Linked DNA regions of Homo sapiens: region 2 is linked to region 1. A link is a loop called in an ENCODE intact Hi-C map of the cell type or tissue named here. Cell type or tissue: PC-9. All regions are shown on one strand. Links, peaks and the distances in the headings refer to the core of each region. The heading gives the core; the rest is flanking DNA.

Region 1 (15,634 bases), core at 3,531-7,530:
TCTGAAAATGCCAGAGCCCAACCCTGTGTCAGATGCCTGCCAGGGCTGGTGCCTGGGCAGAGACTCCAGAGCCCCTGTATCAGTCACCAAGAAAGAACAGCCAGCAGTGCTTAGTGAGGCCCTGCTTTCACGGTGTCTTGCTGCTAGGAAAAGGCACTGGTGGAAATTACACCTTCAGGTTATGAGAGCTCTCCATCCTGACAACAAATGACTGCTTTGATTTTACTTCCTGCTGGCAAGAACTTACAGTTTCAGGACCCATGTCATGAAAATGTTCCAAGATAAAGCAGGATAGAGAGAGTGATCCAGACCTTGGAGGGGTAATTTATAGGAAGATGGTGGTGAAGGCTCCTGCCACATCTCCCCTGTATCTGCTCAGTCAGAGTCTTTAGCTGCCTCCCCAGATCTGACTTCTGTTTCTCCAGCTTGATCACATTACCTAGAAATAGACAATTCAGACAGGCCTTGGAAGAGTTGTGAGACTCTTGAGAGAAGATAAGTCAGGTAGCAAAGGGGCAGCTCCACATGCCACAGCAGGTGTTCAAATCTACTCTAAATGCATTCTACTCTAAATGCAACTTTTAGCAATTTCAATTTACCCTGCAAAGAGGGGCTGGAAGCAGCAAGTTCCTCCAAAATAGGGAACACGATGATCTGAAAAACACATGGTGCATATTGAGGTTACAGTCTCAGCAGACAGGATGCACAACCAAATAGCACTACGGGAAGAGGCCTCCTTGGCCACACACACTTGCACACCGAGCCCGGCCTCCCTCGCACTCACACGCAATCATCCTGAGTGTCCTTTATTGCTGTGAGATAGAGGCTTTCACATAACAGAGCACATGACTGCTTATTCCTCCTGTGGTTTGTAAAGCACTTTCCAGAGTCGTGGGTCTCAACGGCAGTTAAGCCTCTGAATCATTGGTGAAGCTTTTCAAAAGCACTGATGTTCTAGTCCACACTCCAGACACCTGGAGGCAGAATCTCCAAGGGCAGACAGAACCCGAGGATGTGTGCATTTGACATCTTCCCAGGTGGCTTGCCTGCCTCTCCCTACTTAAGGACACCTGCAACCCTTCGTTCTCCTCGCCTCCAATTCTCTCCATATGGCTATCAGAGTCATTCGAGTTTAAATCTGATGGTGTCAGTCACCAAGCTGAAATTCCTCAATAGGTCCTCATGCTCTAACCTAGAGCAGTTTTCTATGAAGGCTGTGAATCAGAATCACCAGAGAAGGCTAAAAAGATGCTTGTGGGCAGGTCCTACCCCAGCAGTTCTAGTTCTAGTGGGCCTGGGAGTCTGAGTCTGGGATTATTCTGCTGAGTAGAAAACACCCCCTAATTTCCTTTCATTTTTCAGTCCATTTCTCTCCCATCAGGATCTCATGGGAAGGAGTGATCGGTCTAGGGCTGTGTCTCGGGGTCTCTGAGCAAAAAGATATCTGAATAATACTTCAAAATCCTTTTAAAAAGTTTAACAGCTTTTCAAAAGATGGCTTGGGTTATTGTCAGTCCTGGATATATGATGATATAACCACAGGGGTGGGCCTAAATTTTGCTGTGGACATTAATTATACACTGGTTTTCTTGGTGTGTCTGTGCTGACTTTTAAGGATTTAGGGACAATACAACCCCATTCTCAACAGCAAAATATCACAAAAACAAAAACAAAACAGAACAGAACTTGTCTTCTTTGACTTTTCTTCACAATCATGGTGCTGGGTTTGGAAGGATACACTGATGATAATGGTGTCCAGGTTTTCAGCTGTATCCTGAGAACAGCCTGGATGGCACCGACACTGAATGCTGAGGTTCCACAGTTCTACTGCGTGTCATGTTCAAGAAGAAACGAGGCAGGTGCTGTCAACTCTCACTCTAACCAACTAATCAATATCTGGAATACACAGTCAATTCTCAGGTTCGTGCACAGAGTTGCATCTGGCAATATCTCCATAAAACAAGCAAGTCTCATCAGCAGTGGAAACTCATTCTTCCCATTTCCTTCTTCCTAACACTGAGGAAGTATTTTTAAATTTTTCCTCAGTCTCCTGATCTGCACAACCTGCCTTGCCTGCAACGTTAACCATTCTCACACCTTACAGCCTTTCGAAACCTAGGAGCCGACCAGCACTAACCAAGAAGGATTTAATATTTTCCTGACCTGAGATGATGTGCACGTACGTGTCTTTGGTTTTCAGTCTCACAATAATGTTGCCCACTGCTTTTTAAAATTGGCCGTCTTCTCATGAATCCATAAATTTGGCTGCTTTTCCATCTTTTCCACAGCTGCATCACACTCTACAGATGTCCCTTTAGCATGTCAGGGCAGCTTTACATACATATTGTTGAACTTCCTCTCCCTTTCTCTGATGTACTGTGTTGTCGATTCAGTAACTCAGGCTTAACAGCACAGGAGCTCATGCCTTCAAGAAACTTCCGTAACATACGTGTCTTCTCTGCAGGTCTCTCTCAGCCTCCCTGCGCTTAGGGACAGTGGACAGCACTGCAGCACTGCAGCACTGCACTTGGGGCCATTTTAAACAGCGAAGTCACCAAAACCACGCAAAAAAATGCTAAAAGCACAGTACTAAACAGACCATGGAAAAGACATATGTACAGTATGAGAAGGTAAAGTGTCTGTCTGACCTCAGTGGGGAGCATAAGCACTGGATGACTCAACGTTTTCACTTCTCTGTGCATGTCCAAAAATGACAAAAATGACTCAGTGGAAGTACTCTGCCTGTTGATTTGGGGGTTAAAATACATTTGAGCAGCTGGGCGCAGTGGCTCATGCCTGTAATCTCAGCACTTTGGGAGGCCAAGGCGGGTGGATCACCTGAGGTTGGGAGTTCAAGACCAGCCTGACCAACATGGAGAAACTCCGTCTCTACTAAAAAAATACAAAATTAGCCGGGCATGGTGGCGCATGCCTGTAATCCCAGCTACTCGGGAGGCTGAGGCAGGATAACCTCCGGTGAGCCAAGATTGCACCATTGCACTCCAGCCTGGGCAACAAGAGCAAAACTCCATCTAAAAAAAAAAGAAATTTTTAGCAAGCAGGTGAATTCACAAATGTGCAATCTGTGAATCTGTGAATAAGGAGGATCAACTGCACGGTGTGGGGAACTTCTCAGGCAACTGACCAGGCTATTCTTAGTAATGATTGGTGTGACCTAAATGCTTTGCCCATTAAACCTTTTTTTTTTTTTTTTTTTGAGGCAGAGTTTCACTCTGTTGCCCAGGCTAGAGCGCAATGGTGTGATCTCAGCTCACTGCAACCTTCACCTCCTGGGTTCATGTGATTCTCCTGCCTCAGCCTCCTAAGTAGCTGGGATTACAGGCACCCGCCACCTCACCTGGCTAATTTTTGTATTTTTAATAGAGACAAGGTTTCATCATGTTGGCCAAGTTGGTCTCAAACTCTTGACCTCAGGTGATCCACCCACCTCGACCTCCCAAAGTGCTAAGATTACAGGCGTGAGCCACCACACCTGGCCATGTCCATTAAGTCTTTTGTCACAAAAGCGAAGCACATTAGATGTGATAATTTGATAAGGCTCATTTGGACAAAGCAGGCAACGTTTAATCCCTTTTAAAAATTTCTTTTCCCAAGTCAAAGTAAACAATGAGCTCATAAGCCACATAATGATGCCTCTTCAGCAACTAAGTGGCCAACATCTGTAAGTTACTTGATATCCTACCATCAATGGCACACATGCAGGAATTGTTTTCTTCCTTAGACCAAGAGCACACATTTTTCATCCACTCTGACACCTATCATCCAACTCTATCAGCTCCAAGAGACAACACATTGTCAATGCTTGGTGACAACACAGTGTCAATGCTTGGCAAGGTATTTCTTCTGAATAACCCATTCCTACCCCACAGAATGTCCTTAGGAAAAGTCCCTGTGAACTCTCACACAGTCACAGCTGAAGTGTCCCAACTTGTGGCCTCCAAGCCGATCAGGCTGCTCAGAGACAGTGGCAGCAGCATGGCTCACACACAGCACATCTAGCACAGACAAGAAACATTTGTGGCTGGGTACAGTGATTCACATCTGTAATCCCAGTGCTCTGGGAGACTGATTTGGGACAATCGCTTGAGCCCACAAGTTTGAGGCTGTGGTGAGTATGGTCATACCACTGCACTCCAGTCTGGGAAACAGACTGAGACCCTCTCTCTAAAACAACAACAAACAACAAAGCATTTGCTATTTTTCACAGTCACTTATGTTACTTACTCTTTTCTTCTGTTATCCAGTTTTCAACTTAGTTTAAGAGATTAATGATTGTTTCTTAGGTGACATTCTTCCCGGGAGATTATAGCACACTCAAATGAAAGACTCTTCATAAACCCCAGCCAACACACGGTCAAAAACCTTCCCACAGTCACCCACTGCTGCTGGGTTCTTTAGTGTCCTACTCACTTCCAATCCACATTTCACCTGGGCTTGACCCCACTTATTTTTTAGCTCACTGATAAGTTGAGTACTGTGTAACTTGATAACCCAGTGCTGTTCCACCTGATCTTCCAGTGCAAACATGGTTTCTTTCATGTCTTTGATCTCTGCATCACTCTCTGATGATGCTTCTTGCAGCTTTAGGCTGGTTCTGTTTAGCTGTTCTGCTTGGTGATTACACATCTCCTTCAGGTATGAATAATCTTTTTCCACTTAAAATAAAAGGAAAGTTCCCTGGTCAGTTTAACAACAAAGTTCCCGCAGCGATCAGTCCACTACAAGCCAAAGCCCCATCATGACACAATATACCCATGTAACAAACCTGTACACGAACCCCCTCAATCTAAAATAATACATCACAAAAAACCCCTGGCAAGTCAGCAGCAGGCTCATGGACACAGTGGCAAAGACGCCTTTGGCATGTGCTGTTTCTTGCATTATTAGCCTCAGAAACAGCCGAGGCCACGAACAGTCAGAGAAACATGATGTATGCTTCCAAATGGCTGGATTCTGTACCCCTTCCTACAAGCGAAAGGGAAATCTGCACGCATTTAAATATTCCTCTTTCCTGCAGCTGGGGGAGCAGTGCTTCCCTGGGAGGCACTGGCCCTGTACCAAGAGGGCTGCCTGGTGTGGCCGCCCCACCGCACATCAGCTATGGGGTGGCGCCCTCTGCTGCTGAGCTGTGAACAACGCCCCTGAAGCAAGGCTGATCTTCAATCTCCTTAGCCATAAGATACTTAGCAGTAAGTTACAATGTTTCTTTAGAGAAATACACTATGAACCTGATAGAGAACCACAGTGGAAGGCACAGAGCACTGAAACATACACATACCAGAAGCAGAAAAGTGGCACAGTACAGTCCTTCCACCTGTTCAATTTTTGATTGTTAATATTCTAAATATACAGGAAACTACCAAGAATAATGATAAACAGGTACTCAGACTTAACAATAGTTAAATTTTGCCACATTTGCAAAATCTTTTTATTCTAGGAAGAATTTTTTAAAGCTTCAATGTACCCTCCCACCTCAGAGAGTAATAAGCATTATCCTAAAATTGCTATGTGGTCATCCCTTGAATGGTTTTTCACTTTTACTATATATGTATGTATCCATGATAATGCCTAGTATTGTTCTGGGTGTTTTGAGTGTTTTACACAATGTTATATATACTATATTGTGCTTTTAGAGTGTCGGGTTTGTAACATGGTAATATGCTCTATCCCTCACCATCTATGCTTATTATGCCCTTGCACCTTGCTTTTAGCTGTGTTTTCAAAATGTATCCATACTGGTACACATCCTGCTAGGTGGCTACTTTAGTTGCTGCATAGTATTCCACTGTCTTCAGAAGAAACTATCAACAGAGTAAACAGACAACCTATAGAATGGGAGAAAATATACATTGTTAAGGTATATATTAACAAAGGGAAGCCAGGCAGGTGGCTCAGGACTGTAAACCCAGCCCTTTGGGAGGCCGAGGTGAGTGGATCACCTGAGGTCAGGAGTTCGACACCAGCCTGGTCAACATGGTGAAAACTCCGTCTCTACTAAAAAATACAAAAAATTGGCCAGGCACGGTGTCTCACGCCTGTAATCCCAGCACTTTAGGAGGCCGAGGCAGGTGGATCACTTGGTCAGGAGATCGAGACCATCCTGGCCAACAGGGTGAAACCCTGTCTCTATCAAAAATACAAAAATTAGCTGGGCGTGGTGGCATGTGCCTATAATCCCAGCTACTTGGGAGGCTGAGGCAGGAGAATCACTTGAACCAGGGAGTCAGAAGTTGCAGTGAGCCGAGATTGCGCCACTGTACTCCAGCCTGGTGACAGAGTGAGACTCTGTCTTAAAAAACAAAAAACAAAAAATTAGCCAGGTGTGGTACCAGGCGCCTGTAACCCCAGCTACTTGGGAGGCTGAGGCAGGAGTATCGCTTGCACCCTGGAGGTGGAGGCTGCAGTGAGCCATTGCACTCCAGCCTGGGCAACAAGAGTGAAACTCCATCTAAAATAAATAAATAAAAATAAAAAGGAACGCAGCAAGAAGATATAACAATTATAAATTTATATAAACCTAATAGCAGGATCCCAAAGTATATTTTTAAAAATTGACAGAATGAAAGGGAGAAATACTCTTACACTAATACTAGGACATTTCAATACTTCACTTTCAATAATAGAACAACCAGACAGATCAATAAGAAAATACAGGACTTGAACAACACTACAAACCAACTGGACACAACAGACACATACACAACACTCCACCCCACAACAGGAGAATACACATTCCTCTCAAGTGCACATGGTACGTTCTCCAGGATAGACCACATGTTAGGCCACAAAACAAACCTTAACACATTCTTAAAAATTTAAAATAATTCAAAGTATCTTTTCTGATCACAATGTTATAAAACTACAAATCAATAACAGAAGGAGAACTGGAAAATTCACACATGTGGAAATTAAACACACTCTTTCTCAACTGGTCAAAGAAGAAATGACAAGGGAAATTTGAAAATATCTTGAGACAAAGGAAAATGAAAAGGCAACATGCCAAAAGTTATGGGATACAATAAAACAATGTGAAGAGGGAAGTTTATGTAAACGCATACACTGAAAAAGAAGAAACATAACCAGATCATAACCTAATTATACACCTTGAGGAAATAGAAAAGGAAGAGCAAACCAAACCCAAAGCTAGCAGATGGAAATAATGATTACAGCAGAGATAAACAACATACAGATGGAAAAACAATAGAGAAAATCAACAAAACCAAAAGCTAGCTCTTTAAAAGATCAACAAAATTAGCAACACATTAGCTAGACTAATAAAAAGACTCAAATTATCAAAATCAGAAATGAAATTTGTTAAGAAAAAGAGAAAACTCAAACTATCAAAATCAGAAAGGAAATTTACTAAGAAAAAGAGAGAAGACTCAAATTATTAAAATCAGAAGTGAAATTGGAAACAGTATTACTTATTTTATGAAAATAAAAAAGATTATAAGAGAATACTATGAACAGCAGTATACCAATAAATTTTATAACCTGGATAAAATGGGCATATTCCTAGAAACACACAATCTACCAAAACTGACACATTAAGAAACAGAAAATCTGAATAGACCTACAACTGGTGAGGAAGTGAGGAGACTGAATCAGTAATAAGAAACCTACTGGCCGGGTGTGGTGGCTCACACCTTTAATCCTAGCACTTTGGGAGGCCGAGGCGGGCAGATCACTTGAGGTCGGGAGTTCAAGACCAGCCTGACCAACATGGAGAAACCCTGTCTCTACTAAAAATACAAAAATTAGCCAGGTGTGGTGGCACATGCCTGTAATCCCAGCTACTCAAGAGGTTGAGGCATGAGAATCGCTTGAACCCGGGAGGCAGAGGTTGCAGTGAGCCGAGATTGTACCATTGGACTCCACCCTGGGCAACAAGAGCAAAACTTTGTCAAAAAAAAAAAAAAAAAAAAAAACAATGACAAGCACAAGACCAGATTGCTTTACTAGTGAACCCCACCAAAACATTTAAAGAATCAACTCTAATTCTTCTCAAACTCTTCCCAAAAATCAAAGAGGAGGGAACACTTCCTAACTCATTCTATAAAGTCAGCATTACACTGATACCAAAGCCCAATGAAGCCATCACAAAAAAGAAAATTACAGACCAATATGCCTTAAGTATTTAGATGCAAAAATTCTCAATAAAATATTAGCAAAGTGAACCCAACAGCATATCAAAGAAATTATTCACCATAACCAAGTGGAATTTATTCCTGGAGTGCAAAGATGGTTCAACATAAAAAAAACAATCAGTAAAATGCACCACATTAAAAAAATTAAAAGGCCAGGCATGGTGGCTCATGCCTGTAATCCCAGCACTTTGGGAGGCTGAGGCGGGTGGATCATGAGGTCAGGAGATCAAGACCATCCTGGCTAACATGGTGAAACCCCATCTCCACTAAAAATACAAAAAATTAGCCGGGTGTGGTGGCGGGTGCCTGTAGTCCCAGCTACCTGGGAGGCTGAGGCAGGAGAATCGCTCAAACCCAGGAGGCAGAGGTTGCAGTGAGCCGAGATTGCACCACTGCACTCCAGCCTGGGTGACAGAGTGAGACTCCATCTCAAAAAAAAAAGGAAAAAAATTACAGAAAAAACTATGTTCATCTCAGTTGATGCAGAAAAAACAATTTAAAAAATCCAATACTTTTTCATGATAAAAACACAAGAAACTAGGGTAGAAAGTAACTTCCCTATCATGATAAAGGCCATATTTGAGAATCCCACAGCTAACAACATTCTCAGTGGTGAAAGAGTGAAAGCTTTCCCCTAAGATCAGGAACAAGATCAGGATGCACACATGTCACTTCTCTTCAACATAGCCAGAGCACTTATGCAAGAAAAAGAAATAAAGATATAAACATTGGAAAGGAGAGCATAAGAATATCTCTGTTCACAGACAACATAATCTTCTATGTAAAAAACACTAACAATTCCACTCAATGGGGAAAAGGACAGTCTCTTCAACAAATTACGCTGGAAAAACTGGCTATCCATGTGCGTGAATGAAGCTGAATCCTTATCTGACACCATATACAAAAATTAACTCAAAATGGGCTACAGGCTAAAACTATAAATGTTTTAAAAGAAAACACAGGAGAAAAATCTCCATCAACTGAATTTGGAAATGATACTTTGGATATGGCAACAAAGGCACAGACAATGAAAGAAAAAAATTAGATAAATTGAACTTCATGAAAATTATAACTTGTTTTAATTTTAATAGGACCAAAGGATACTACTGAGAGAGTAAAAAGACAAGTCACAGAATAGAAGCAAATATTTGCAAATATTAAAACTCAACAGTAAGTAGTGTGCAAAATGAAATTAAGGGCTGTAAAAAACAATACTGAATAGGCAAAGTACTTGAGAGTTGTTAGTTGGCTCAAGAAATCTAGAGAGAAGTGGAAGTTCAAAGAACGTGGGTGGTGTTGTGTGTCTGGACTAGACCGTGGGCTTCCTGAGGCCAGGGACTCTGCCATATATACGCATGGTAGGCTCTCTGGCAGTATTTGTTGGGTGGATGCATAGGTGACTAGGACATTCCAACTGGAACGCAGGTTGGACCCATACCGCAAACAGTCTTCATTGCTAAGTAAGAGTATCCAGAATATATTAGTATCCAGAATATATTAATATAAAGAATGCTTATAACAGAATAACGAAAAGACAAATTTCAAGAGACATTTTACCATAAAAGACATATGACTGGACAACAAGCACATGAAAAGATGCTCAACATCATTTGTCACTAGGGAAATGCAAACCCAAACCACACTGAGATACCACCTCATACCCCCTGGGAAGGCTAGAGTGAGAAAGATGGTCAATAACAAGTGTCAGTGAAGATGTGGAGAAATCGGAACCCTCGTGCACGAAGTAAATTATAAAATAGTGCAGCTGCTCTGGAAAGCAGTTTGGCAGGTCCTTAAAATGCTAAATGTAGAATTATCATATGACCCAGTAATTCCACTTCTAGGTATCCATCTACTCAAGAGAAATGAAACATGTTCACCCAAAACTTGAACCCAAAAGTTCATGGAGGCATTATTAACAATCACAGTGACCAAAAAAGTAGAAACAACCCAAATGTCCATCCACCGATGACTGGAAAAGCCATATGACATATCCATAAAGTGGAATGTTACTTAGCCACAAAACTGAAGCAAGTACTGATACCTGCTACAACATGGACAGCCCTTGAAAACATTATGCCAAGTGGAAGAAGCTAGTCACAATACATCACATATTGTATGATTCCATTTATGGAAAATGTCCAAAACAGGCAAATCTATAGAGACAGATAATAAATTAGTGGTAGCCTAGGGTAGGGGAGGAATGAAGATTGACAAGGTTTCTTTTTGGGGTGATCAAAATTAGTTCTAAATTAGTTCTAAAAATATGTTCTAAAATTAGTTAGGGTGATTGTTGCATAACTGTGTAAATACACTAAAAAACAGACTTGTACACTTTACACAGGTGAACTTTATGGCATGGAAATTACATCTTAAGAAAACTGCTTACTCGAGGGGAGGCGAGAAGGGAGCAGTTGGTGGACAAAGAGGGAAAAAAGACTTTATTAATAATCTTTCAATACATTCTGAGTTTCAAATCATCTGACTATATTATCTATTCAAAAGCAAATCTAAAATCAAAGGATCAAACAAAATTAAAAACAGACTCCTAATTCTCCCCCAGTTTGGGCTGGGGAGTGGAGAAGGAGGGAGCTACCACCCACCCTGCCATAGTGTGAAGCAGTGGCTGAGTAAAGTCCGGCAGTGGATCCTATGTGACAAGGGCAGCCTTGGGGAGGCTCCAGGGCCCATTCATGGCCTGGAAGCCACCAAAGCCACCGGACCTGAGGGGGAGATAATGCCCGACTGACCTGATGGCAGATGCCCAACTGATCAGAGAAGCTGTCCATGCCCTTCCTCCTCTACTGCTATCTCAACCTACATAAAATCCCAGAACCCCCATCAAGCCCAAAGAGGAGCATGAAAACCCTAAGACTGACACCAGCCAGGTGGAGTAGAAGCTTGAGGGAGAAGCTCCATTAACAGAAAGGGAAGAAAGGGAATTCCTCTCTGACACTAGCTCTGTGGGCTGGGCTCACACCCTGGACTACCGCAGACTGGGATGTAGCACGGAGACTCTTTCCTGCACCCTGAGACCAGAGAGCAGCCAAGGAGGGTGATTCTCAGAGCTCTCTACTTGTGCCTCCTCACACACTTGGCCGGTTAACAGGTGTTGCACCAAGAAAGAGCTCTGTGGTCAATTAGCTTGAAAAATGCTGGGTTAAAGAAAGTCAAAAAATTTTTTTAACTGCAGGACTTCTCAGAGCCTTTTCTTGTGACTCTTCAAGAGGGAGTCTGGCAGGTTCAAAGCACTTTTGTGTTTTTGAGGGATATCTAATAGGAAAGACAGTCTTCTTCATTTTACAGCTGAGGGGAAGTGGCTCAGCCAAGGTCCCAGAGGGGGTCAATGAACAACTGGCCAGGGCTGATTTGGCAGCACCAGACAGCTTCTGCCACTGCCAGGTCACAGTTCTGGCTGGGTTCTGACTCGTGGTGCCAGAGCACTGGGCAATTTCATCCTGTGTCGAGGCAGCCTCTGGTCACTGCCTTATCCAGCTCGCTCAGAAACTGTATGTATTTGAGCCCCTGGTCGGGTACATGTCTGGGATATGGGTGGTGAGCACAAAAGATGATCAGAGAAAAGATTTGCTCCCCGCCTGGGGTGTGGGGACAGAGCAGCAGGGAAAGGCTGTGAATCTAGGCTGTCTCCGGGGTCCATCTGGCGGTGGGTTCCATCTGCACAGCGAGGCACCTGCAGTTTTCCCCTCAATCTGTTGAATGTAAATCAGCTGCAACCCCTCCCAGCCCCGTGCCTGCACCTCGGGTCTCAGGAGCCCAGGTGGGTGGCTGGGGTCTAGGCTCCTAGCATCCCATGAGGCACTGCCCACCAGTGCGCACAGAGCAGTGGAAGGCCTGCCTGGCCCTGGGATAAGGTATCAACTATGGGATGGCCCGAGTCTTCAAGATCTGGCCTTGGTCAAACCCTTGGTCCTGATCTCCTGCCCCCCCTCCGCCACACACCCAAGGCCAGCTCTCCAGCCTCCCAGCATCACTCAGGCCTTTCCTTTTTCCTGGACATACTTATTCATTGCCTGGTCAGCTCCTCCTGCTCCTCCTTCAAGGTTCCACTGAGGTGTCACCTCCTCCAGGAAGCCATCCCTGACTTCCCCAGCCCAAGTCAGGTGGTGTTCATTCTCTGTGTCTCGTTTGTCCTGTCCAACATCTAGCAGAGCACTTGAGAGGCTGAACCCCAGGGCCAGACAGCCTGGGTTTGACCCTGCTGCACACCAGCGGAAGGCCTTGGTAGCAATTTATGAAACTCCTCTGTGCCTCTGTGTTCTCTGTGTAAAAGTGGATGAGAACATTGCCCATCTCACAGGTGGTTATGAGCATGAAGTGAGGGAGCACAGTTACATTCTTAGAGCAGATTCTTGGCACACAGCAAGTCCTCAATACAGGCCGTGGAGGATGAACATTATGGCCCATATTGCACTGCATGGCAACTGCACTCCTCTGTCTTCCCCATCCTCTGAAACCTCCCAGGGGATGGGAAGCCCAGCAACTGTCAAAGGTGGAGTGAGAGGAACGTAAAAGCCAAAGAAAGCCCATGGGCCCTTAGGAAGAAACTGAAGGACAAGGAGGACGCGGGCAGGTGGAGAGGAAGGAGGGAGGCTCCGGGAAGCAGCTGGAGCAGGGTGATAGTGCACAGAGCAGGAGAGGAGATGCAAATGGTCAGGAAACACAGGAAAATGTCCAGTCTACCAAAAATCAGAAAAACAACTGAACAATGAAAAATTCCCAGCTCATAATTATAGAATAGTCCATACAAAGAAAAACACTAAAATGAAAATAAAGATAATATTTAAAAAATTTTTTGTGTAGCTGGCATTACATTGAGGACACAATTGGACCAGGACACATTATGGGACACAAATAAACAAAATTATGTCACCTCTTTCATAAACAGTATGTATCTCCTTTTTAATAAAGAGAGCTGGGGCCGGGCGTGGTGGCTCATGCCTGTAATTCCAGCACTTTGGGAGGCCGAGGTGGGCGGATCACGAGGTCAGGAGATCGAGACCATCCTGGTTAACACGTGAAAACCTGTCTCTACTAAAAATACAAAAAAAAAAACTTAGCCAGGCATGGTGGCGGGCGCCTGTAGTCCCAGCTACTTGGGAGGCTGAGGCAGGAGAATGGCGTGAACCCAGGAGGTGGAGCTTGCAGTGGGCCCAGATCGCACCACTGCACTCCAGCCTGGGCGACAGAGCGAGACTCTGTCTCAAAAATAAATAAATAAAACAGAGCTACAAATATTCTAAGCAAAATATTATATGAATGAAGTCACCTATGAAAATACAGTAGATCAATACTAAACGGAATATACACCAAAATGCAAGGTCCTTAACATTCAAAATGAATCGTGTAAGTCATCCCATTAGCAGAAAAATACAGGAGAAAATAGTAAGATCATTTAGCTGAAAAGTTTTTTAAAGCATTTAATAAACTTTAAAACTGAACCGCAAACACAAAAAAAACTTGAGTAAAATATAAAAAGAGGACTGGCCAGGCGCGATGGCTCACACCTGTAATCCCAGCACTTTGGGAGGCCGAGGAAGGCAGGTCACCTGAGGTCGGGAGTTCGAGACCAGCCTGACCAACATGGAGAAACCCCATCTCTACTAAAAATACAAAATTAGCCGAGCGTGGTGGCACATGCCTGTAATCCCAGCTACTCGGGGGGCTGAGGCAGGAGAATCGCTTGAACCCGGGAGGCGGAGGTTGCGGTGAGCCAAGGTCGTGCCATTGCACTCCAGCCTGGATAACAAGAGCGAAACTCTGTCTCAAAAAAATTAAAAATAATAAAAAAAAGAAGGCAACTTCCAGCCGGGCATGGTGGCTCACACTTGTAATCCCAGCACTTTGGGAGGCAGAGGCGGGGGGATCACCTGAGGTCAGGAATTCAAGACCAGCCTGGCCAACATGGTGAAACCCCGTCTCTACTAAAAATACAAAAATTAGCCAGGCATGGTGGTGGGTGCCTGTAATCCCAGTTACTCAGGAAGCTGAGGCAGGAGAATCACTTGAACCTGGGAGGTGGAGGTTGCAGTGAGCTGAGATCGAGCCATTGCACTCCAGCCTGGGTGACAAGAGTGAGACTCCTTCCCAAAAAAAAAAAAAAGTTGGTTTATAAATATTAATATACTTAATAAACCACTAGTGAAACTAATTAAGGCAAAGAGAAAAGACACAAAAGATCACTATCAGGAACCAAAACAGAAGCCTGCTCTATAGAGTAGTGTATTATTAAGACACTAGGAGGGTTCTGTGAAATACTTAGGACTAGAAGTTTGACAACAGAGATTCAAATAACATTACATTGAAAAATAAACTTCCTAGGCCGAACATGGTGGCTCACGACTGTAATCCCAGCACTTTGGGAGGGTGAGGTGGGTGGATCACCTGAGGCCAGGAGTTTGAGACCAGCCTGGCCAACATGCCGAAACCCCATCTCTACTAAAAAATACAGGCGGGCACGGTGGCTCACACCTGTAATCCCAGCACTTTGGGAGGCTGAGGCAGGTGGATCACGAGGTCAGGAGTTCGAGATCAGCCTGGCCAACATAGTGAAACCCCATGTGTACTAGAAACACAAAAATTAGGCTGAGGCTGGAGAAATCCGGGAGGCGGAAGTTGCAGTGAGCCGAGATCGTGCCACTGCACTCTAGCCTGGGAGAGCGAGATTCTGTCCCCCCAAAAATAAAAATAAAAATAAAAATAAACTTAGTAAAATGGGCACAGAAATAACATAAAACAAGAAAACTCCTACATATACCAAAGGATTTGAATTATTAGAAGTCAAACCAGCCAACAAAAATACTGTTCCACATGGAAAATTCCATACCTAGTCTAAAGACATATTCCAAATATTTAAGGAAGAAAACACCTAAATTTCTCAGACTCTTCTAAAGAGAAGAAATACAGGAAATATTTTTCAGTTTGTTTTGTGAAGCCAGCATTACGTTGGCACCACAATCTGAACAGGACATTAGAAAAAAAATTATACGCCCTCTCTTTCATTAACAGAAATACAAATATTCTAAAAAAAAAAACATATGAATTAAACCACATATGAAAATGTAACACATGGATACCAAGTGGGATATACTAAAAAAGTCAGGATTGGTTAACATCCAAAAATAGCTCATGTAAAATATCCTATTTGCAGAAAAATAGAAAAGCATATGATTTACAGTATATGTAAATATACTGTACAGCAAGAAAGAAATGTTAAATAAAATTAAGGTACAATGACCAGACTAAGAAACAACTATCTGCACTAGAAATGACCCCGTAAAGGATTAATTTATAGAATACCTTTTTAAATTCTTCAAATCAACGTAAGAACACAAATGACCCAACAGAAAAGCCAGCACTGAAAATGAAGACAAAGACGCAAAGGCCAATAAATATTCACAAAACTTCGCTTCACTAACTTATTTCCAGTTCCAGATGACAGAAGGCCC
Region 2 (15,634 bases), core at 4,692-8,691, 170 kb after region 1:
CTCGGCCTCCTAGAATGCTGGGATTACAGGTGTGAGCCACCATGCCCACTGGCTTTCATTACTTTCACTCTCCTCCAGCTCTCATATTTACTGTCCCCGTCTTCTGTGCTTTACAAATTCTCTAACCAGTTGTGGCCAAACCTGGTGCTGAATAGATTCATACTTTTTCAGCTTAACCCAAGCCTAGGTTCCCTAAGGCTACGTCCAGTCCTGCTACGTGCTCTGTTTTGAGTTTCACCTGTGCCTGCTTCTCTGCCCTAGAAGAGAAGATGGGATCATCTGTGCTGCTTCTTCAACCTTAAAATGGATTTCTTGCCCTTTTCTCCCTTTTTAAGTATCAATGTATGAAATCCACCTGTACCACCCTTTCTGCCATACAACCGCTGCCACATCTGGCTCCTAGAACCTGTTTTGCTTTCATAGATGGATCTCGGAACCAAGTGTTAACTTCATTTTTAAACCCCATTTTAGCAGATGGTTTGCTGTGGTCTGTCTGTATTCACCATGGGGCCTGTACACACCACGTGTGGTTTTAGTCAAACACAGTGCCCTCCATTGTGGCCACATGGGAGACCCATAACCCAATACTGCATCCTGGGCTGATGACAGCACTGCATCTGACCAGACATGGGATTGACCCGGGGTGGGCAAGCGGAGTGAACAGGATCAGCCAGAGTTCTCTCATGGCATTCATTGTATGGAGACTGGTAGGGACAAGGTCCTTTCCAGTTTTGGACCCCAAGCTGTAAGGAGACAGTTTGGGCCTGCTATTTGGCATCTTTCCTGGCACCTGGAGAGAGTGTACCATTTAGGATGCTTCCGGCTGCAGCAATAAGGACACGTTATCTTACATGATTTAAAGCCTGAAAACAAGCAGTTTAGATAGTTTAACAGCTCAACAGTGTCACTGGGGCTCTTTCCATTTTTCTGTTTCTTTATCCTCGGCTTACTGACCTAGTCCTCACGTTGGTTCTCATGGTTGCCAGAAGGCTGCTGCTGCCTGAGAAGCAGAAATATCAGTCAAATTAGAAGGGAAGGTGGAATTCCAGAGATATTGTAAATATAGAACTGGCAGCTGTGCTCTTCATGGGCAGGGCGTGTGTCATATTCTGTACTTATTTTGTGACCTCCACAAATAAGTATCTAGTGTTCAGCATCTAATGGCTGCAGAATAAATAATGAATGAATGAAGCGATCCTGAGTGGAGAGGAGAGTGGCACGTGCAAATATTTTCCAAGTTACCTGCCAGGCCAGGCCAGACTGGGACAAATGGACGTATCCAGAGGGCACTTGGGTGGTTGGGAAAGAGTTAAAATGAGGAAAGATGTTTCAGGAGAAAGAAGAAATGCCAGTTCCTGAGGGGGTATTGTGCCCTTGTCCTCCTCTCTTGGGGAGGAGAAGGCTCCCGAGAAGACAGAGCTGACAGTCAATTAGGAACTGAGGGTTCACAGCCCAGCTTCTTCACCACCAGCCCAAGTCTAAAGAAACTCACAAATCTGCTAGTGAGTCACCACCTCCCTCTCCTCTGAGCAACTGTAAGATACCTAGTAGTAGCCCTGCCCTATCCTGGAATTAGCCAGAACGTCCTCATGTAGCCTACCAAGACCGCTTCTGGCCCTGTAATCACCAGTGTGCATTTGAATTCTGACTCCACTATATATCAGATGTATGGGTTTGGGTCAGTTACCCAATCTCATTAAGTTACTGTTTTCTTATCTGTAAAACCCTGTATCTCATGTAGATAATGTATTCCCTGCTTAGCACAGTCCCTGCACAGAATGTGTAGTCAGCTATGATGGTGCTGGTGGTGGCAGCAGCAGTGGCAGCTTTCAAAGGCTGATCTGCTCTCAAGCTCGAGACAACACATGAATGAAAATAATAGCTTTGTGCTAGAAATGCTCTTTGGGAGTTGAGGCTGGCATGTTCTGCGGGTCCAACTACAGGAAAGATGAAATTTAAGAATGGAAAACCAGGAGATTCAAAATAGAATGTGTGCATTGTGTGTAAATAGTAGAAGAAATGGGTGAGTATCAACTAAGAAGTTTAAAGAAAGCCCAGTGAAGTTGTGTTAAGGAATCTGGGACTCAAGAAAACTGGAGGGACTCAGGAGCAGCCACTTCCTATCCCAGGATCCACAAGAAGGTCCCCCACAGTAGCTTTTTAAGCTTTGGAGTCACAAGTGTGCATTTAAATTCTGACTCCATCATTGGGAGTCCCCATTTCTGACTCCTCATGGGGAAAGAGGCCGGTTTTACAAATATCTCTTTTAAGAGCCAAGGAAACGCCATCAGTGTTCTTTCCATATATCATCAACTTAAATTTGCAAAGACTTCTTTATCCCTGAAGCAGTCACCACTGGCCGACAGGCTGCAGTAACCAAGTCTGGTGCAGATAAACAGAGCCCATCCTGGGAGCTGGAGTGCATGGATGTCGGAGGGTCATGTTTTCCAAACTGTGGAAGAAAAAACAAAAAGCTATGTTCTTCCAGGAGGTATTTAGAACGGAGCTTGAGTTTGGGATTCAGATGCCTGGGCCTGTGTAGTTCACTTGTGGGGCACCCCAGCAGGGGCCTCCTAATGGAAAATGCATCCTGAGAGAAGGAGTTAATTATAAGCTTAGCTACACCTCAGAATTTCAGGGTCAGAGTGGGAAAGTGGGTCTAAATAGGCCAGAATCTGTCACTAGGAGCTGCTCTCAAGCCAGCTTCCATGGCGTCATGGAGCTTAAGGGAGAAAAGGCGCTCTGAGTAAAGAGAATGAGCAGTTTCAGTAACATTAGAGGGACACATTGTACTAAGCATCCTTGCTCTGGGCTTCATCTAACAAACAATATATTATACTTCATTACCAGGCAACCTGGGCACCATTTGGACTGCAGGGCATCAGAGGCAGCAATGATAGGAAAAGAAGGTGCCCAGTGGAAGACAGTGCCCCAGGGACTCCAAGAAACACTGAGAGGAGGGGTTGGGCAGATCCGAGACCCTTGCTTAGTACACAGGGAAAGGAGCTGCGAAATATGAATGTTGCCTATAAATGTGACAGGCTTCTGGGGAAGTTGGGGTTTCTTACATTTTAGAGAGAGGAGGGTGATCCTTGGCCAGCTCCTTGTCTCACAGCTTAAGAGAACTCGCTGGAAGGAGCCTTCACCTCCTCAAATCCTGCTGTGTTTGTACCCATAAGATTAGCATACAAGTTCCTTTGCATTTGCATGATGTGTTCACTTTCATTTTCTCACAAACTGTAAGGTTTTTGTAAGGTTGTTGTAAGTTTATTGGAGCAGATACTACATCCCCATTTTAGAGGAGGAAACAGATTCAGAGAGGTAAGCTACTTACAAAGGTCACACAGCTAAAAGGTGCTGGGATCAGGACTCTGACCACTTGACACTTCTAACTCCAGATTTTCTTTCTGACCATATTGGGAGCCCTCCATAACATCTACCATTTACCAGGTCTTCTGATTAATATGCCTGTTTCCTTCCTACTAAAATACTCTTGACAAGGCAGTGGTTATTTTGCTCTCACGGAGGCAATAGCCCCCTCTGTGTTCTTTTTTTTTTTTTTTTTTTTTTTTTGAGATGGAGTCTCGCTCTGTCGCCCAGGCTGGAGTGCAGTGGCACGATCTTGGCTCACTGCAAGCTCTGCCTCCCAGGTTCACACCATTCTCCTGCCTCAGCCTCCCAAGTAGCTGGGACTACAGGCGCCTGCCACCACGCCCGGCTAATTTTTTGTATTTTTAGTAGAGATGGGGTTTCACCGTGTTAGCCAGGTTGTTCTCAATCTCCTGACCTCGTGATCCACCCACCTCGGCCTCCCAAAGTGCTGGGATTACAGGTGTGAGCCACCGCGCCCGGCCCCTCTGTATTCTTTCGAGCATTCTTGTTGCTTTGTTTGCTTCCTGAGTCTATGCACCATGATTGGAGGAGGGCTGCCTCTCATCCCAGGAAACCCACGTACAGATGTTAGGCTTCCTCCATGCAGACAATCAGGGGTATAGAAATATGGAGTGTTTAACCATCTGGTTTTCAGCAGTGAGGTGGAAATCAAAACCATTTGAGCAAATGAGTGTCCTAGGGGAAGTGGAATGAAGAATTGAGCTTCAGTGGCTGCTGAGACATAAGCCATCCCTAGCGGACTTGGCTGAGGCAGACTATGTTGTTTATAGAGGAACCGGCTCATTGTCCTCTGGCCCTGGCCACAGCAATCGAGGGAGGGGCACATTTTTTGGCCCTTGAATGAACAATGCTTTTTCCTTCCTTTGTTGAGGGGTCTAGGTCTGTGGTCCTTACTTATTGTTTAAAAAAAGAAAAAACAAACCTCTGAGTAAATATTGGGAAGGTGAAGGGTGGAGGGGATGGTTTTCTGAGATTCTTTCCAACACTGAAGGGCTATATCTCACTAGTAAAAACAAGAGGACCCTCACCCTCACCCTGTAACTTGTTGCTACCTGAAGGTGTCTGTTCGCTTACCTACCTGTGTGCTCCTGCCCAGCAAGCCCGGCCTGCCCTGCCCTGGCCATTGGCCTTGCTGAGCTGCTTCTCAGTGCCCTGGAGGCATTCACACCTGGCCTGAGATAAGTCTGCCCTTTTTGAAGGTGAGTGCGGCTCCCTGGAATGTGTGGTATCCCAGCAAATAGCAAGATTAGAGGTGCCCATTTTGACTGGGAGCTGGACAGCTGCCCAAGTTCTAGAAAACCAGCAGTGCTGAAACAACAATTGGCTCAGGGCCTCAGGGGAGCCGGCCTGGGAAACCATCTCCTGTCCCAGGGCAAGAGAACATTTGTTACAGATTTTTTAAAGATTTACTTCATTTATTATGTGTAGGTTGTTTTGACATTTTTAGGCATAAGCCATAAAGGTAACTAGAGTTAGATTTGTGTGATTATTTGGGTTTCATACCAATGTTAGAGTTATTACAGAGGTTGATATGGAGATTCAACAAAGCATAGTTCAAATGTGCTATGTGCCGCATAAAATGTCACGCCCTTGTGTCTGGAATTTACTGAGAGTCATTTGAGATGTGGTCAAATTCTTGAGCTCTCCATTTCCAGGGCATTGCAGACTCCCCCAAGTAGGTTTCTAGGTGGTCTAGCTGCTAATTCTGGCCCCGTAAGCTTGGGTGGTCTGAGAAGTGATCAAAGCGGTGCCCGTGCACCACAGCCACACCTCACTGGAAGACAAAAGAGAACCCTAGAACAGCCCAGGACTAGACCTTCGGAGACTTAGGGAAGAAATGACCGTGGTGCACCTCCTTAGCTGGCAGATGTCCGTCGCTAAGGGCATAGTTGAAGCTGACTTCGGTGTTTTCTTCATCCAGTAGTGGGGTCCTTCAGGCTGTGTGCCAGGTACTGAGCTGGCAATCTCGTCTCTGTACCAACTGGTGTGTCCTCCTGTCTTTGTGAAGGGAAGGTACACGCAGTGCCCTGGGACAGCCCCTCCTTCTTGCGGAGGAGCCGTCATTACAACAATCGTGTTCTGAGACTAGGAGCAACGGCCCTTAGTGTCTGTAATCTGCTGTTTGTCTCACCTTTATTTCGTTCCTTTGTTAGTGGTAATTAATTACCAAAGTGATCCAAGAGGCCATCTTCTTCTTTTAGGAGAAAGACAGGGCTGGAGACCAGTTTGCTGATAGTGACCCCAAACCAGAAAGTTCATTGGGCCTGCACCTCCAGGTAAGCCAGTAAAATTCTGGGCTGGTTTCTAGAGGAGTGATGCGACTTCCAGCTCAGTGGTTCTCAGACTTTGAGATTTTACGAGAAAAATTGCAAAGTGAATTTGGAGGACTGACTTAGATGTCACTCTTCCGGACATTCCCAATCCTACACTCATTACTATTATTTCAGAAAAGATAAGACCTTTAATTCCAGAAAAGGAGGAAGGACACAATCTCAATAAAGTACAGTCCCATAAATCAATCAAATTCAGGGTTACGATCAGTTTATGATATTATTTTTATTTTTCTCAGTCTGATGGGCTGATTTGTCTTGAAGTCTGGTGGACAAATATTACCTGTGTTTGTGAATCATAGCTCTGTGTGACTCAGCAGAGACACAAATGAGGAAAAAAATCCAGTGAGATTTTTGAAGAGACAAATGAAAGGCTGTTTTGGCTTAGCAAAAACGCTTGGATAGCTTCTTTAGCCAGAAACTGCTAGAGAGAGTCTTTGGGTTAAGAAAGCTCTTCTTACTTGAGTTAACCTAGAGTCCTGAGAATGATGGCCTTAAACCCCTAAACCAGGAGGGAACCTGTTGGCAGGCATTGCTTATATCCTTTCAGAGGACATAACTTTCAGAGTTTGTCCATTGGTGGGATTATTTGTCAAGACTCAACAGGATGAAAGATGAATACTTACCTACCTACTGCCAATTGCCTACCACATATCTTGGTAGCATTTGAGTCATCAGAATTCTGGGTGGGGATTCCTCCCTCAATTCTGGAAAGGAATCCTGAACCACACCTTGACCTCACATTCCTGGTGGTAGGTTTGGTTTAGGAAAAAAGAATATCTAGGTGAAGTTACATTTGTTTTGTGAAGGCAAGAGAGACACTTCATTTTATGCAAGAGATACTTCATTTTAGCCCCTGAATGCTTGGGGTTAAGAGGAAGCCAATGATGTCCAATCAACACCTGATGAACCTGAGGCATTTTTTCCACGGGGCATTTAAGCAAGCTGTAGGCATAGTCAGTAGGATTCTCAATTCTTAAGTTTGGAGGTTGGGATTTCTGTTGAATGCAGACTCCAGGTGTGAGGAAGGAAATTCAGATGCATGCTACGATATGAATGAACCTTGAAGACATTATGCCAAGTGAAATAAGCCAGTCACAAAAAGACAAACACTGTATGATTTCACTCCTATGAAGTGCCTAGAGTAGTCACAATTATAGACAGAAAGTAGAACGGTAGCTTCCAAAGGCTGGAGGGGGAGAGGGAATGAGGAGTTATTGGTTAATGGCTACAGTTTCAGTTTTGCAAGATGAAAAGAGTTGTGGAGATAGATGGTGGTGACAACTGCACAACAGTGTGAATGTACTTAAAGCCACTGAACTGTACACTTACCAATGGTTATAATGAGCCAGGCACAGTAGTGTGCACCTGTAATCCCAGCTACTTGGGAGGTGGAGATGGGAGGATCACTTGAGCCCAGGAGTTCAAGGCTGCCGTGAGCTGTGATCACACCACTACAATCTAGCCTGGGCAACAGAGGGAGACCCTGTCTCAAAGACAAACAAACAAACAACCCAGCCTGGGCAACATAACAAGATCCTGTCTTTTAATAAAAGCAGTTAAGATGGTAAATTTTATGTTATTTGTATTTTATGTGTATTTATCTGTATTTTATCACAATTAAAAATAAAAATAAATCCAGATGTGGGTGGTGACCATAGGGTAGGTGGCAAGCATTCAGAGGCTGGATGCAGTGGCTCACACTTGTAATCCCAGCAGTTTGGGAGGTTGTGAAGGGAGGATTGCATGAGCCCAGGAGTTTGAAACTCACCTGGGCAACATAGTGAGACCCCATCTCTACAAAAAATTTAAAAACTTACAAATTAGCCAAGTGTGGTGGAGCACTTGTAGTCCCAGCTACTTGGGAGGCTGAGGGCTGAGGTGGGAGGATCACTTGAGCCTGGGAGGTTGAGGCTGCAGTGAGCTGTGATTGCACCACTACGTTACAGCCTGGGCGACAAAGTTTTGAGACCCTGTTTCAAAAAACAAAAACCAAACCAACCAAATAAAAAACAAAGAAGGCATTCAGAGGTAGAACGTTCTGAGAATAACAGAGCTGGGGTAGAGGGGGAGGCTGGGAGCCAGAAGCGTTAAATCTTCTGTCACTAAGGGGAATGACTGGGAGGCTGTAGAAGACAGCCAGGAGGAGAGGAGGCGTGGTATTTTGGGGCACATAAGGGGAGCAGGGTTTGCAAAGGGGCTGGGGAGGGGCGATGGTCTAGATGTTGTGATGGGGGCTGAGGAGGACTCCCATCCACCTAGGCATAGGAAATGAGAGAAGGAGCTACACGGGTTGAGAGGTGGCAGGAGAAATTGTCTTTGGGGGACATTCAAGTTTTGGTTAAGACAAGGAGCAAAGCAGAATCCGAGGAGAGACAGAGTATCAAGATGCCCCAGGGCTCAGTGGGAGCAAAGTGGGGTGGTGACTGTAGAGCCTTTGAAGCAATAGGGAATTTGAGTTCAAAAGAATCATGTGACTTTCTAGCCTCAATATTTGGGTGCTGGGGGTTTGAGCATGGGCATTTGAGACTTGATGGGATGTGTCACTGTCCCTGGAAGCAGGATCAGAGCTTGGGCCTAGTGGTGTTCTGCTTTGAGGGTTGGCATTAGAGGGGACTTAGAAGTTGTGGTGAATTTTGTGGTCCCAGAGGGCTGAAGATGAGCCTCCAGAGGGGCCACCACTCCTAATCCCATGCCCCTGCCAAATATCCCAACCTGAGCATGATGCCGTCTCCCATTGAGCTCGGACATGCACTTAGACCCCACCGCAACATAATTCCTCAGAGGGCCAAACTAGAAATTGATTTACCGGCCCTGACTTAGGACAACATACTCATTTCATGGACAAGGAAACTAAGGTTAAGTGGGGACACGCGTTGGGCGCGGTGGCTCACACCTGTACTCCCAGCACTTTGGGAGGCCGAGGCGGGCAGATCACGAGGTCAGGAGATTGAGACCATCCTGGCTAACACGGTGAAACCCCGTCTCTACTAAAAATACAAAAAATTAACCAGGCATGGTGGTGGGTGCGTGTAGTCCCAGCTACTCGGGAGGCTGAGGCAGGAGAATGGCATGAACCCGGGAGGCAGAGCTTGCAGTGAGCCGAGATCATGCCACTGAACTCCAGCCTGGGCGACAGAGCGATACTCCGTCTCAAAAAAAAAAAAAGAGAGAGATCAAATGATTGGCACAGGCCAGGCTAGGGCCCACATTCCCATTTCCTGTTTTCCACACCACTGTGGAATGTCTGCTAGCTCAGGACTTCAGTGGGGCATTGATGAAGGGCTGAGCACTCCCATGAACTGCTCTAAAAGGGTTAGCCATAGAGAAGCAGGTATGAAACAATTCATGAGAGAAGAAAGGGTGGGAATGAGATAGGGAGGGAAGGAATGAGGAAGAAGTGAGCCACGTGGAAACCCAAGCAGGATGTATGCCTTCTGATTTCTACTGAAGCTGTAGAAAGGGCCAGGCAGGGCAACTACCTTTTCTTCCCCATTCTCAGAGAGATCAGAGGCCCTATGGTATGCGGGTGGACCAGTTCAGCCTCCAGTACCAGGTCACTCTGAAAAAGGGATTAAAAGGAAAGCCACCTGTCCATTAATACTGGAGAAAACACTGACAATGGTCTGGACTGGGAGAAGCCAGTCCTCCTGGCTGGAGACATGAAAACCATGAAATTAAATTCCAGAGCTCTGACAGAAGCCTGTATGGCTTTGTGTGGTCTCTGACAAGCTACATTTTTTTTTTTCAATTTTTAAAAAGGACTCAAAATATAAGGACTTCAATGACGGGACAGCTATTCATCTTTCCCCATCTCATAGTGCTGTGGGATAATTAAGGAATCAAAGAGACCAAGGGATTGAGGAGGATACTTATTATTTATTATTTAGGTGCACTGGCCCAGTCAGATTAACATCCAAAAAGACTGAGCCCGAACAAATAGTCTGGTTACCTTTTAAGCATTTTATGGGGCAGGGGGAGATCTGTGCAGGGGGAAGCATATTACAGAAGCGAGAAACAAAGACAGTTATTCAATTAAGACATGCATTACATCATTTCTTACTTTTCAAGGAAAAAACATGTTTTACAACTTGAGTTTATCTGCCTAGTGACCTTGCAGCTGCAGAGCTAGAGAAACAGCGTCTTCACAATGCCTGGGAAAGGGAGAGAAAAGGCTCACTGGCCACAGAAAAACAAGCAGTTAATTTTTAAAGGACTTCAGCTCTTTCTCTTCCTCAGGGGGAATTGGGTTTTCTTACATACAATGAATTTTTGCTTACACGTTCTTTAATTTCTTTTAATTCCTTTTCCAGTAGAACTGGACCTGAGGCAGCTAGGAATAGGATGCATGTTTCTGACCCTGGCCAGGATCAGAAAGAAGGAAACCTCTCCTGAGGGTCTTCAGCAGTGGAAGAGGGCAGTCAGGACAGGGACAGTGAGGAAACGTTACATCGCTAAAAAGGGCTACTTATGCGTATTCTATGCGTGGTTGAAAATAAACAGCACTGTGTCTGGAATGAATTTGTAAAGTCTTCGGTGCCTTCTAACTCTGAGTAGTCACTAGGTCTCTCGGATTTCTGAAAAGTACTAGTCAGTGACAAGAAACATCCCTGTGTTTATTTAGTTTAATCCAAATCCTATAGAACTCACCGCAGGGATGCAGAGCCATAGGGAGTGTAATATCTTGGAACCATCCTAATGCCTGATCCCTGGGGCTAGGTGGATCTGACCCCTCCCCCTCCACCCAATCTCTCTCTCTTCCATTCGCCTTCCAAATTCATTTGAGTTCAAATGTATCTGATTAAATAATCCCAGGGAAAACTGTAGAAAGCTCTAGAATTTGGGGTTCAGGTACCCTGGAATAATCCTGGATTCCTTTGTATCCATCTGCAAACGCTGGGTACACTGTGTACCCCCGTCCAGGGGTCATGCCTCGCAGCCTCTTTCTTCTAAGGAGCTAGAGGCTTCCAAGCTCATGCCCTGACCGTGTGTTACGGGCTGAATTGTGTCTCCTTCCCCTACAAATGTGTATGTTGAAATCTTTGCCCTTAATACCTCAGATGTGACTGTATTTGGGGAGAAAGTCTTTAAACAGGTAATTGAGGGTGGGCCCTAATCTAGTCTTACTGGTGTTCTTATAAGAAGAGGAGATTAGGACACAGATACGTACAAAGGGAAGACCATGTGAAGACATAGGAGAAGCCATCTGCAAGCCAAGGAGAGAGGCCTCAGAAGAAAGCATCCCTGCCAGTGACTTGATCCAGCTTCTAGAACTGTGAGGAAATGAGTTTCTGTTGTTGAAGCCAACCAGTGTATGGTTCTTTGCTATGGCAGCCCTGGCAAGCTCACACACCATGCGTCTTACTGTGTTTGTGTTGCTGTAAAGGAATACCTGAGGGGGTGGGGGTAACGTATAAAGAAAACAGATCTTTTGGCTCACGGTTTTGCAGGCTGTACAAGAAGCATGGTGCTGGCATCTGCTTCTGGTGAGGGCCTCAGGCCGCTTCCATCCACAGTGGAAGGGGTAGGGGAGCTGGAGTGGGCAGGTCACATGGAGAGAGAGGAATTAAGAGAGGGGGTGGTGCCAGGCTCTTTTTTAACAATCAGATCTTGTGGCAGCTAATATTGATAGAACGAGAACTCACTCATCACTGTGGGGATGGCACCGAGCCGTTCATGAGGGATCCACCCCTATGACCCAAACACCTCCCACCAGGCCCCACCTCCAGTATTGGGGATCAAATCTCAGCATGAGGTTTGTGGGAACAAGTGTCTCAACTATAACACCATGTCTAGGAATGTTTCGTTAAGTGGGCAAAAGGGCTGTTAACCTGAAGGGAGCATTCTGTGGAAGGAGACAAGTCTTCCCTGACCCTCCTGATCTCCACTGAGTACCCACGTGATGTTCATCTCCACGAGTGTGACGGACATTACTGGAATGTTCAGGAAGATGATATGGAAAAGTCAGCATCAGAAGTATGCATCCTGGCTGGGCACAGTGGCTCATGCCTGTAATCCCAGCACATTGGGAAGCCCAGGCAGGCAGATCACCTGAGGTCAAGGGTTCGAGACCAGCCTGGCCAACATGGTGAAACACTGTCTCTACTAATAATACAAAAATGAGCCAGGCGTGGTGGTGGGTGCCTGTAATCCCAGCTACTCAGGAGGCTGAGGCAGAAGAATCACAAACCCAGGAGGCGGAGGTTGCAGTGAGCCAAGATCCCACACTGCACTCCAGCCTGGGCGACAGAGTGAGACTGTGTCTCAAAAAAAAAAAAAAAAAAAAAAAAAAGGTGGGCACCGTGGCTCACCTGTAATCCTAGCACTTTGGGAGGCCGAGGCGGGTGGATCACGAGATCAGGGGTTCAAGACCAGCCTGGCCAAGATGGTGAAACCCCGTCTCTACTAAAAATACAAAAAAAAAAAAAAGAAATTAGCCGGGCACGGTGGCAGGTGCCTGTAATCCCAGCTACTCGGGAGGCTGAGGCAGGAGAATCACTTGAACTCGGAGGGCGGAGGTTGCAGTGAGCCGAGATCACACCACTGCACTCCAGCCTGGGTGACAGAGTGAGACTCTGTCTCAAAAAAAAAAAAAAAGAAAAGAAAAGAAACATGCATCCTATTCCTAGCTGCCTCATGTCCAGTTCTATGAGATGGGAGTAGATGAATGGCTGTCCTGGTGTTGAAGTCCTTACATTTTACTTCTCTTTAAAAATGAAAACAAAAAAAAATGTCGCTTGTCAGACCACACAAAGCCACACAGGCTTATAACAGAGCTCAGGAATCTTCTGTCCTTTCCAGAGCAGGCACAGAGACACGTGGTCTTCAGCAGAGCCTATGGGGTTCAGATGATTCACATAAGAATAGAAGTTTCAGGGCTGGACCTGGGGAGGCAGCCTGAGCCTGAGCCGGCTGTCCTGAGCCTGAGTACTCTAGCTGCCTTGTCGTCATCGCATCTGGCTGCCATCCAGCGCCAGCACACAGTAATGAGTGGCCGAGCTTCCTCTGGGAGGGAGGAAACAGTTAAAATCTTGCAGCAGCTGCAATCATCTAGGCGTGGTTCTCTTGTCTGACTTGGGCTGCACAGATCCTGGGCCAAGGGACAGAAGAAAGACAGCCTAGGAGCAGAGCCTCCCAGATGGCTGAGTTGGATCTAATGGCTCCAGGGCCACTGCCCAGGGCCACTGCTCAGCCCCCAGCCCCTCTCAGCCCAGACTCTGGGTCACCCAGCCCAGATTCTGGGTCAGCCAGCCCAGTGGAAGAAGAGGACGTGGGCTCCTCGGAGAAGCTTGGCAGGGAGACGGAGGAACAGGACAGCGACTCTGCAGAGCAGGGGGATCCTGCTGGTGAGGGGAAAGAGGTCCTGTGTGACTTCTGCCTTGATGACACCAGAAGAGTGAAGGCAGTGAAGTCCTGTCTAACCTGCATGGTGAATTACTGTGAAGAGCACTTGCAGCCGCATCAGGTGAACATCAAACTGCAAAGCCACCTGCTGACCGAGCCAGTGAAGGACCACAACTGGCGATACTGCCCTGCCCACCACAGCCCACTGTCTGCCTTCTGCTGCCCTGATCAGCAGTGCATCTGCCAGGACTGTTGCCAGGAGCACAGTGGCCACACCATAGTCTCCCTGGATGCAGCCCGCAGGGACAAGGAGGTGAGTGCTTGGGGACCATTCATCCATTTGGGAGAGGGCGGTGGGGGATGGTGTGCCCAGCTGGCTGCAGCTGCTAGGTCCACTGACGCCACTACTATGCTCTGAGCATACCTGAAAAAGACTAGCTTCAGCGTCTGCCTGCTGGGTCAGTGTAAATATACATTGCACTTGGTTTTGGAAACTGTGTGGAGTAGGTTGCTCCGTCCCCATCTCTGTCCCACTGTCTCTGTGCGATCTCTGTCTGTGTCTGTCTCTCCTCCTTCTTGCTAGTTTCCTGCTGTGCCTTATACAGCTTTTGGTGATGTGTGTTTGGGTGGAGGGTGCAGAAGTTGTGGGGGCTTAGGGCGGTGATATGTCCCTGTGGCTGGATCTGCATGGCACATCCATTGTCAATTAATGAAATAAAACCTTGGCAGAAATTCAAGAGAAAAGAACAACTCTTTCTCCCAGTTTCTCTTTTTCTCAAACAAGAGACCAGTAGAATGGGCCCCTCTGGAGATAACAGGAAATCTAAGAGCTTGAAAAGTGCTAAGATAGCAGAGAATTTGAAACTTAGGTCCAGGTATAATGTCACAGGTGGCTTAGGGATAATAAAAGTTCCTCACCAGATGGAGGTATCAGGAGAGACTAAGAAACATCATGCTCATAGCCTGTCATTTTATTTCCATCGGATAAGGAAACTGTTTCTAGAACAAGTCGTTTTTCTTTGCCTAAAGCTAGATCCTGGAGAAGTTCCTGGAAATTGGTTTGGCACCTCATATGCTTTTTTCCTTCTACTTTGACTTTCAGCGAACACTTTTAGTTTTCAGTCGGGAAGTGTAGTTGACGTTTGCCCCACATTTCCTACATTAATCATCAAGGAAGTTCCCTGTTGACACTGAGTGCAGGTGGCAGACCTATGGCCATTTCTTGGCAAATGTTCCCTGGCATCAAAGGAAAGAGGTTTCTAGGAAAGGGGGTCTACTTGCCAGGGCCCCTCCTCTCTGCCAATCCCTAGACATAGATTTTAGCTGGTGCTAGTGGGATTGTTCTGGAAACCTCTGTATTCCAGATGCCAATGAGTCACTGTTTCCGGCCCGGGAAGCCACTTGCCAAACTGTTTCCAGTGTTCCCAGGGTAGGGAGTGTCCCATCAGGAGGACAGGTAGATCAAGAAATAGATCAAAGGAAAAAGCTCCTGTAGTTGAGGAAAATAGCCTTCACTGAGTATTGCCATGTGCTGAATGCTTTTTGTGGATTTTCTCACCCAATCTTCAAATAACTATGAAGTTATCTCATATCCTCATTATCTCCACCACACTTGTCCAAGCTCATAGTCGATTAAGTCACGGAGTGAGGAATGGAAGCCTCTGGAAAGCCATCCTACTGGAGGGACATGAAGAAAGGACACAAAAATCACAATATTATCCTCTTTTTTTGCACCAAAACCTGCCACACATATACAAGAATTTTATTATTTTTAACTGGAAAAGTGATGCATGAAGATGTTAAAAAATAATCTCCACCAGCCGGGCACGGTGACTGACACCTGTAATCCCAGCACTTTGGGAGGCCGAGGCAGGCAGATCATGAGGGCAGGAGATCGAGACCATCCTGGCTAACACGGTGAAACTCTGTCTCTACTAAAAATACAAAAAATTAGCTGGGTGTGGTGGCGGGCGACTGTAGTCCCAGCTGCTAGGGAGGCTGCAGTAGGAGAATCACTTGAACCTGGGAGGCGGAGGTTGCAGTGAGCCGAGATCGTGCCACTTCACTCCAGCCTGGTGACAGAGCGAGACTCCATCTCAAATAATAATAATAATCTCCATCAAACAGTGCAATCAATTTTACTAGGAAAGGAGGGTCTCCAGTCCATCCCAGATCACCAAACCTCCGTTTTCTCCTCGAAGGCTAATACTGTCTACACTTTCTTATTTCCTTGCAGAAATGTTCTATGCCTGTACCAACAGAGATACAATATAAATTTTAAAAACAGGGCACCTAATGTATTAGAGAGATGTGGGGTAATTGCAATTCCAAGCAGGAGGAGTTGTGTAGAGCACGCGCAGAACTCTGAATTCAGACATCCTAGGAGAGAAGTGTATAAGGTAAAATGAGGACAACTGAGGAATGGGCTTGAGGGCAGTTTGGGGCTGAAAAGCAACATGGCTTTAGGTACAGTGCTAAAACCCCATTCCCCAGACCCCTCTGCTTTCTGGTCTGCTTAAAAGAGCTCTTGTCCTTTCTGTGTCCTTGTCCTGTGTCCTTGTTTTCAG

What was found. Hi-C counts contacts between places; a loop is a spot of excess contacts. Peaks named below come from ENCODE experiments on the same cell type or tissue, not always from the same donor. Only the 100,000 strongest peaks of a DNase experiment are listed, where the experiment ranks them.
Region 2: a loop joins it to region 1, with 3 times the contacts of the local background. A loop is called at or near these places in 1 of 110 quality-filtered maps.

Annotation. Positions count from the first base shown.
Region 1 is chr17:15,818,411-15,834,044 of GRCh38, reverse strand. It overlaps LOC105371557 (a long non-coding RNA gene), which reads left to right. Exons shown (of 4, transcript XR_934263.3): 4 at 2,465-2,533. It also overlaps the pseudogene SPECC1P1. Among named protein-coding and RNA genes, the nearest start is that of LINC02087, 8.5 kb to the right of the region's middle. RefSeq lists an enhancer at 4,956-5,250. In PC-9, for the core only: CTCF peaks have their summits at 4,964 and 5,164 (motif pointing left); no DNase peak of the experiment used is centred there.
Region 2 is chr17:15,648,837-15,664,470 of GRCh38, reverse strand. It overlaps TRIM16 (tripartite motif containing 16), which reads left to right. Exons shown (of 12, transcript NM_001348119.1): 7 at 12,525-13,380. The coding sequence starts at 12,862. Among named protein-coding and RNA genes, the nearest start is that of TRIM16, 28 kb to the left of the region's middle. RefSeq lists enhancers at 4,508-5,010, 12,613-13,562. In PC-9, for the core only: no CTCF peak of the experiment used is centred there; DNase peaks (open chromatin) are centred at 4,970, 5,860 and 6,450; H3K4me3 peaks cover 1,273 bases; H3K27ac peaks cover 4,000 bases.